3 separate regions of the Homo sapiens genome follow, and all the other regions are linked to region 1. Evidence: chromatin contacts called from ENCODE Hi-C or POLR2A ChIA-PET data. All regions are on one chromosome and are shown on one strand. The core of a region is the stretch at or near the end of the contact, and the rest is flanking DNA. Distances in the headings are between cores, read along the strand shown.

Region 1 (2,549 bases), core at 27-2,526:
GGTATGAGCCTGGCCAATAGGCACTATTTCTTTCTTTCTTTCTTTTTTCTTTTTTAAGACGGAGTCTCGCTCTGTCGCCCAGGCTGGAGTGCAGTGGCAGGATCTCGGCTCACTGCAAACTCTGTCTCCCGGATTCAAGCAATCCTCCTGTCTCAGCCTCCCAAGTAGCTGGGGATACAGGCGCCACCACCACGCCCGGCTAATTTTTGTATTTTTAGTAGAGACAGGGTTTCACCATATGAGTCAGGCTGGTCTCAAAGTCCTGACCTCAGGTGATCCACCAGCCTCGGCCTCCCAAAATGCTGGGATTACAGGCATGAGCCACCACACCCCTCTAATTTTTGTATTTTCAGTAGAGACGGGGTTTTTTATGTCTATTATTTATTTTATGTCTATTATTTATTATTGTACACAACTGACGCTCCATCCCCCCCACCCCCGACCTTTTTCTTTTTTAGAGATGGGGTCTCGCTCTGTCACCCAGGCTGGAATGCAGTGGTGCGATAAGAGCTAAGTGCAGCCTCGAATTCCCAGGCCTCAGGCCATCCTCCTGCCTCAGCCTGCGGAGTAAATGGAACTACAGGTGCGCGCCACCACACCCAGCTGATTATTTCTAAATGATTTACTTCATCAACACTTCCCACATAAGTAGGGCACACATTAGGCGCTCCATAAATACTTGTCAAACGCCTACACGAAGGAAGATTAATGTCTGGCAAGAATGAATCCACCTTCCACCATGCCTACCCCGCTAAAAACTACATTTCCAGCCAGGCGTGGTGGCTCACACCTGTAATCCCAGCACTGTGGGAGGCCGAGGCAGGAGAATCACGAGGTCAGGAAATCGAGACCATCCTGGCTAACACGGTGAAACCCCGTCTCTACTAAAAATACAAAAATTAGCCAGGCGTGGTGGCGCATGCCTTTAGTCTCAGCTACTCGGGAGGCTGAGGCAGGAGAATCGCTTGAACCTGGGAGGCGGAGGTTGCAGTGAGCCGAGATCACGCCACTGCACTCCAGCCTGTGAAACAGAGCGAGACTCCATCTTAAAAAACAAAACAAAACAAACAAAAAAAAAACTACATTTCCCTGGGCGCTTGGCGCGACGCGCTCCCACCACGTTTGAAAGAGCGACAATTACTTCCCACGGCCCCTTACCGCCCCCTCCCGCCGGTGCCACAGTGGTTGATGGGAAGGTAGTTTTTACGCACTTTGGCCGGCCCCTAGCGATCTGAACCCAAACTAAATTTCCCAGCAAGCAGCGCGCCGGCCTGGGAAAAGGAGCAAGATGGCTGACTCCAAAGAGGGTGTTTTGCCGCTGACGGCTGCTTCCACTGCCCCAATTTCATTCGGCTTCACTCGCACGTCCGCACGGAGGCGGCTGGCCGACTCGGGAGACGGCGCGGGGCCATCTCCGGAGGAGAAGGATTTCTTGAAAACCGTGGAAGGGAGGGAGCTGCAGAGGTGACGCGCCGGGTCTTTCACCCCTTGGAAATCTCTGCGGTGGGCGTAAGCGGGAGGGAGGAATCTCAGTTGTTTGTCTTGGTGACAGTGACCTGTTAAGCCTGAAGCACAGCCTGAGTAAATTCGTGGAGGCCAGAAGGCGGGAGTTTATAGGAGGGGGTGAGGAAATTGGGCCTGATAGCTGTGGGAATTGCGAAGAGAGGATGTATTACTGAGAAGAAGTGTCTTTAGGACTTGAAGACACTAAGGTCTGTGCGTTCTGGGAGAAGGAAAGAATGAGAAAATGACAGGACCTGCTAGTGTCTCAACTGAAGGGCTGAGGCGTCCCCGATATGGGGAACGGGATGGAGCGGCAGATTCAGGTTGATGGAGGCCACCATCAGCTTAATGAGGAGAGGAGTGTCTGAGGGGTCTGAGGGAGGGATTTCCAGAAGAGAATCAGGCATCTAGGAAGCTGTTTGGGAACCTGGAGCTGGGGAAGGTCTGGGCTGAAGATAGTGATTTGTGGGCCATTGTAGAAGCCGGTATTGAGTTAAACAGAGAGTGCAGGACTTATTTCTCGAAGGCACTGACATTTATGAGTTGGGGGCACTGGGGAGATAATCCAGAGAATGCACGATCAGAGAGGAACAGGAGATCCAGACATGGAGTAGGGAAGACATGGTCTGTGGGGCTGGGGTGAGTTTGGCTCTTGTGTTTTCTCTGAATGAAGGAGTGTGACCCACTGACCCTGCCATTCTCCCAACCCCACCCCTCTGTGTCCACATCAGTGTGAAGCCCCAGGAGGCCCCCAAGGAACTCGTCATCCCTTTGATCCAGAATGGCCATCGCAGGCAGCCACCAGCCCGGCCCCCTGGGCCATCCACAGATACTGGGGCCTTGGCGGATGGGGTGGTGTCCCAGGCTGTGAAGGAGCTCATTGCGGGTGAGTGATACCCCTTTACCCTTCCCCATTGAAGGAAGAAGAGGAAGAAGGTGGAAGGATAGAGTGGGACTTCATTGCTCCCTCCTATTCTTCCTTTAGAATCCAAGAAGTCTCTGGAAGAGAGAGAGAATGCGGGTGTCGACCCCACGCTCGCTATCCC
Region 2 (2,549 bases), core at 33-2,532, 150 kb after region 1:
AGAGATGGGCAGAGGATGTCACCCTGCATGTGTTCCGGGTGGGAAGAGATGGGCAGAGGATGGATACATACAGATAGATTGGCAAACAGCCAAATGGGGTGAACTTACAAATGGATGAATGAGTGGGTGGGTAGATTAACGACTAAGTGGACGGGTGGGTGGAGGGATGGATAGAGGAATTGATTGTGTGGGTGGGAGAATGGGTGGATGGGTAGGTGGAGGAATGGATGTAGAAATGGACAAATCAGGAGTGTGCCAAATGGGCAATTGGAAGTTTACACGGGTGGGTAAATCTTGGGTGAAAGGCTAGGCCTGGCCCTGCATTACAGTGCCCCTGTCATCACACTCCTTTAATTAAGATTAAGCATCCCTGGTGTGAGCTGTGTCCAGTGCTATCACCTTTCACATCATGTAATGCTCCAAATGACGCTATCAAGTTGGGATAAGTCTCTCCATCTGACAACTGAGGAAACAATGCAAGTCACTTGCTCAAGGATGCAGCAAGTCAGTGGCAAAGCTGGGGTTTGAACCCACCCATAGCCAGCCAGAGGCATTCCATAATCAGTGCTCCTGCCATCCAGAAGCAGAGCCCTCTAGCGGAGGAGGTGTGATTTGAGGCCACTGGATATGGACAGATAAGAGAGACTACCCCCTCGGAGTGGGGCCTGCCTGAGATGGTAGGGGGGTGGGACCTGGATTGTCCCCCTCTACATTCCCTTTACCCTCATTTCATATCTAAAAACAGGAAGTCCCGTGCTCCAATCCCACAGCCGAAGTCTTAGAGCTGGGGCTGTAACCCATGCTGCGCCCCTCAAGGGGGCGGCTTCGGAAGCTTGGCCATCTAGAGAAACACTCCCCAGCAATTACCCCCGACTCCTGGCTCTCCTGCCTTTCCACAGTCTGGGGGGCAGGGAGGGGACAGCGCTGCATCATTCCCTGTGGCACTCCGCTCTGGGGCCATTAACAGACGCCTTCCCATCGATCGGATCTGCTAAGTGCTGCTGATTCAGGCGAGTGGGGGTGGGGGCCCCTGGGGGCAGAGCGGGTAGGAGCTGGGCAGGAAGAGAGGGGAGTCCAGGAAGGAGGTGGAGAGAATTGGCGAAGTTCCCTGCCACCCCCATTTTCCAGATGACGCGACTGAGGCCCAACCAGCTTTGTAGGAGGCGGAGTCTCCCCAGGGTCCCTCTCTGGCTGTCCTAGGGGAGGGGGCTCAGGGAGCCACGAGGCCCCTCCCTGCCTCTCCATCTCCCGGCAAGCTCAGAGGGGCGGGGAGAGAGAGCCAGAGGAGGAGGAGAACTCAGGCAGCTCTGCAGAGGGGGCCAGGAGCTCGGGTGTTTGGTACCCCCAGCCCCACCGCTGTTGCTGCTCCTGCAGCGGGGACACAGGTGAGGACGCCCCGAGAGAGAGGGGGAGGGGGACCACCACTAGCGCTGTCCTCATCCTTCCCTGGTCCAGCCCCCACGCCCTAACCCATCCTGGGATAGTCCCCAGGGGTCCCACTGGACCTTGCCCTTCCCAGGCCTCCTTCCAGGGACCCCGCACCCTCCCCCTGCCTATGCCACCTTCTCTCCTATGCCTGGCTGTGGTTGCTTCTCTTCCTCCTGCTGCCGCTGCTGCTACTGCCACTGCCCAGTACACACCGCCAGCCCCTCGGGGTGTGGTTTCCCCAGACCTGCCCCCAACGGTGGGACCCAGCCTTCTCCCGGCGTCTCCTGCCAGCTTCCTGCAAAGCCCAGGAGCCCCCCTCCCTGGAGACACACCCAACTCCCTTTCAACACCCCACCCCCCTCTTAATCCCATTTTGGGGTTAACCCCCTTCCTCTTATTTAGTCTTCATAGATCCCCTGGGTGCTCTGGGATTGTGCCCAACTTCCTAACATTTGAGTCCCGGCCCTTGGAATTCCCCAGGCCCCTTTTTCCTCCCTGTAGAACTCCTGAGAGTGTCGACCAGGCTTTGTTGGCCCGTCTAGATACCCACCTCCCCCAGATAACTCTCAGCCTCTCAAAAAATAACCCAGCCCCCTGTCTACCCCTTTAGATAACCCCTTCCCCTCTCCAGCCCTACTAGGAGGCTCTGGCCTCTCCTTTCTTCCCCAGAACTCCTGTAGAGTATAGACACCCCCCCGGGCTATTCTTGGCAACTCTAGGCAGTCCCAAGACACCTTTCAGCCTCTTTACAACCTCCTGGATCCACAGCCACCCCTCAAGATGCACCAGCTCCCTTTCCAGATCCATGAGGGGGGTCTAACCCTCTTATGCTTCCCCTAGAAGTCTTGAGGGTGTGGACAACCCTCCTCACCTGTCTCAGCCCCTCTAGAACCCCCACTTCCAGGCACTCTCAGTCTCTTTCAAGCACCTCTGGTCCCATTTCTACCCCTCTGGATGCCCCAGTCTCCTCTCCACCACTGCAAAGGAATTCCAGGCTCTTCTGCCTTCCCTGAGACTCTTGAGAGTGCAGAGAATTCCCCACGTGTTTCTTGGCCCCTCTAGACGCCCCCAGACACCTCTCAGGCACAGGCTGACTCCTTTAGAATCATCTCAGTCTCTCT
Region 3 (2,549 bases), core at 18-2,517, 150 kb before region 1:
GGAATAAAACCCCAGTTAAAACAGTGCCTAGCACGTGTTTGACCTCCATCACTCTTTGACTGACTGACTCAATGCACCCTCCTCCCTGTCCTGGAGAGCAGGCCTGAGGGGTTCCTGGGCCGGAATGCTTGTCCTCCATCCCAGACACAGCCCTGCGTTGGCGGAGGTGGCGCTGGCTGACATTACCTGCGCCTCACCGGCTTCATGCAGCTCTTCAGCTGCCTGGCCTCAGCCTCCACGGGACCCTGGCACTCGGGCTGTGGCTCCAGCTGCGGCAGCTGCTGCTGCTGGGGCAGCCCTTCGGCATCAGTGGGTGTGGGAGCGGGTGCGATCCGGAGCAGGACTGTGTAGTTGCGGCCGTGGTTGTTGGCCCAGAAAGTGCCCTCAGGGGTCTCATAGCGCACCACGAAGTCGAGGCGCGCCCCATCGCCCGCGCCCTCAGCAAAGGGCAGCTGGAAGGCAAAGCGGTCGGTGCGGCCGCCGTCGTCGGGCGAGGAGGCGGATGCCTGGCCGGGACCCAGGCCGAGCCCCGGATCCAGGATGGGATCTCCTGCTCCTGTTCCTCCCGCTCCTGCCCACGGCGGGCTGCGCGGGACGTAGCGCGCTGGGTGGTCGCAAAAGGAAGCCCAGCCGTCGTGTGAGGCCCGCACGTGCACCGCCTTCTCGAAGGAGCGGTTCAGCACGCGTACCAACCCGCGCAGCACCGGCGGGCGGCCCCCAGGCACCCACACCCCGGCACCCCCGGGGACCGCTCCGGGAGGCGGCAGCAGCGCCTCCAGCTCCACCATGACGCGCCCCAAGCGCTCCAGACGGCCCGGCGCGGGCGGCAGCGAAAATGTGGGGACCAGGTAAAACCCCCCGCCAGCGGGGACGGGGCACAGCGGTGAGGGCTCGGGGCAAGCCTCCTCTTCCTCCTCCCCTTCATCCCCATCCTCGCCATCGTCGTCCTCGTCGGCCCCGCCGCCGCCGCCGCCATCTTGCCCGGCCGCCGCCGCCATCTTGCCCGCCCCGGGCCCGCCCCACGGCCGGTAGCGGCGCAACTGCGCCAGCGGCAGCCCCAAGGCCTCGTCGGCGAACAGCACCCTCCGCGGGGCCACCGCCGCCTCGACCGAGGTGCGGGGCTCACCCGCGGCCGGCGAGGGGGGCGCGGAATGCCGCAGCGGGGGCTCCACAGGGGCCGTACGCGCCATATCGGCGGCGGCGGCGGCACCGACGGCACCGGCGGCGGGACCGGCGGGGGCAGGGCCTGAAGGGGCGGGCAGCCAATGGGAAGGCCAGCGCGGAGGGGTACGGCTCACGGGGGCATAGGCGGTGAGATGAAGACAAGTATTGCAGAGGGCCAATGGGCAGCCATGCACGGATGACGTACAGCGAATTGAGAGCCGGAGAAGCACGCAGCCAATGGGGATGCCCGGGAGTGGGCGGTGTAGGGGGCGGGATGATCGAGGAATCAATGGAGAGGCCGGAATGGGGGTGGTGCGAAATCCATGATGAAGAAAACAGAAGCAGACAGCTAATGCGGAAGTCTGAGCGAGAGAGGCATGTGGGCGGTGGGAAAAGTGGAATGGCTACAGGCGATGAGGGCAGCCGGGAACGAACGCAGAGGCCCAAAAAGTGGGAGATCCCGCGGGTTGCGTAGGCGGTGGAACGGTAGCTAGAGAGAGAGAACAGCCAATGGAGAGCCACGCGTGGGATGACGACAATGGCTGCAGCGAGCCAATGGGGAGGCTTGTGAGCGTGCACTGCGGCTTCGAAGGGGTGGTGCCAAGGTGGAGCTAGCCAATACGAAGGCTAAAAGGAGACCAAGAGGCGGGTGTGTAGGGAGCCGAGCCAATGGAGGTGGAGGCTGAAGGCGGGAGCGAGGACGAGAGCTGGCGGATAGCCAATGAGGGAGCCAGGGTGAAGGCGTAGAGACCTCAAAGGACAGTACTAGTATGGGATGAGCCAATGCCGAGGCTAGATAGTGCAGCGGGACGGAGGGAGGACTTGGAGGCAAGATGGGGAAAAAAGCAGAGCCGACGGGGGCAGTGTAGGTGGTGTGAAGGGAGGCATGAGTAGCCAATAAGGAGGCTGGAGAGGAGGACGCTGTGTAGACAGAGTCTGAGGTATTGGGTGGCCGGACAGCAGAACCATAGAACGCAGGCAGCCATTAGGAAAAATGTGCTTCTCAGGGATGGGGTTACCCTCTCCCTAACCCTCCGTGACTCCCCATTGCCCCAGGAATACCCAGAGCCCCTGAAGGCCTAGACCACACCTTGGTGTGTGAACTAGGAAAGTGAAAATGACTGTCCTGTTGCAGTTAGTTACTTACTGGGTCCTCCCTGCCCAACTACAACCTTTTCTTGAGCAGTGCCACAAGCCAAGAATGCCCCTGATTGTTAGCCGCAAGCACTCTCCAGGACTTGATACTATTGTTGAATGAATGGCCGAATAGGAAATTTAACTTTCTGAAGGATTCACTTTTTTAAATTTCAGCTCAGCAAACACTGACCTGACTGTGTGCTACCAGAAGTTGATTGGGCATATGGGTAGCTTCTGACTAATGGAAT

What was found. Hi-C counts contacts between places; a loop is a spot of excess contacts on that map. ChIA-PET counts read pairs that join two places held with the same protein, here RNA polymerase II (POLR2A). Pooled maps may share reads with other maps.
Region 2: a pooled map shows a loop between it and region 1 (2.5-fold over the local background). The contact joins the promoter of KCND1 here to the promoter of GPKOW in region 1. A Hi-C loop is called at or near these places in 1 of 168 maps with a recorded cell type or tissue (naive thymus-derived CD4-positive, alpha-beta T cell) and 7 of 50 pooled maps. POLR2A ChIA-PET finds 5 or more read pairs at or near these places in 1 of 52 experiments (B cell).
Region 3: a loop to region 1 is called in a map of B cell, with 26 times the contacts of the local background. The contact joins the promoter of PPP1R3F here to the promoter of GPKOW in region 1. A Hi-C loop is called at or near these places in 6 of 168 maps with a recorded cell type or tissue (B cell, CD8-positive, alpha-beta T cell, OCI-LY7 and 3 more), 12 of 37 single-sample maps with no recorded cell type and 18 of 50 pooled maps. POLR2A ChIA-PET finds 5 or more read pairs at or near these places in 2 of 52 experiments (OCI-LY7 and endothelial cell of umbilical vein).

Annotation. Positions count from the first base shown.
Region 1 is chrX:49,122,462-49,125,010 of GRCh38, reverse strand. It overlaps GPKOW (G-patch domain and KOW motifs), which reads left to right and starts at 1,276. Exons shown (of 11, transcript NM_015698.6): 1 at 1,276-1,464; 2 at 2,235-2,389; 3 at 2,489-2,549. The coding sequence starts at 1,289. RefSeq lists enhancers at 299-952, 953-1,606.
Region 2 is chrX:48,970,577-48,973,125 of GRCh38, reverse strand. KCND1 (potassium voltage-gated channel subfamily D member 1) reads left to right here and starts at 1,282. Exons shown (of 6, transcript NM_004979.6): 1 at 1,282-2,549.
Region 3 is chrX:49,268,511-49,271,059 of GRCh38, reverse strand. It overlaps PPP1R3F (protein phosphatase 1 regulatory subunit 3F), which reads right to left and starts at 1,267. Exons shown (of 4, transcript NM_033215.5): 1 at 187-1,267. The coding sequence starts at 1,190. RefSeq lists a silencer at 992-1,231 and enhancers at 1,932-1,981, 1,679-2,178.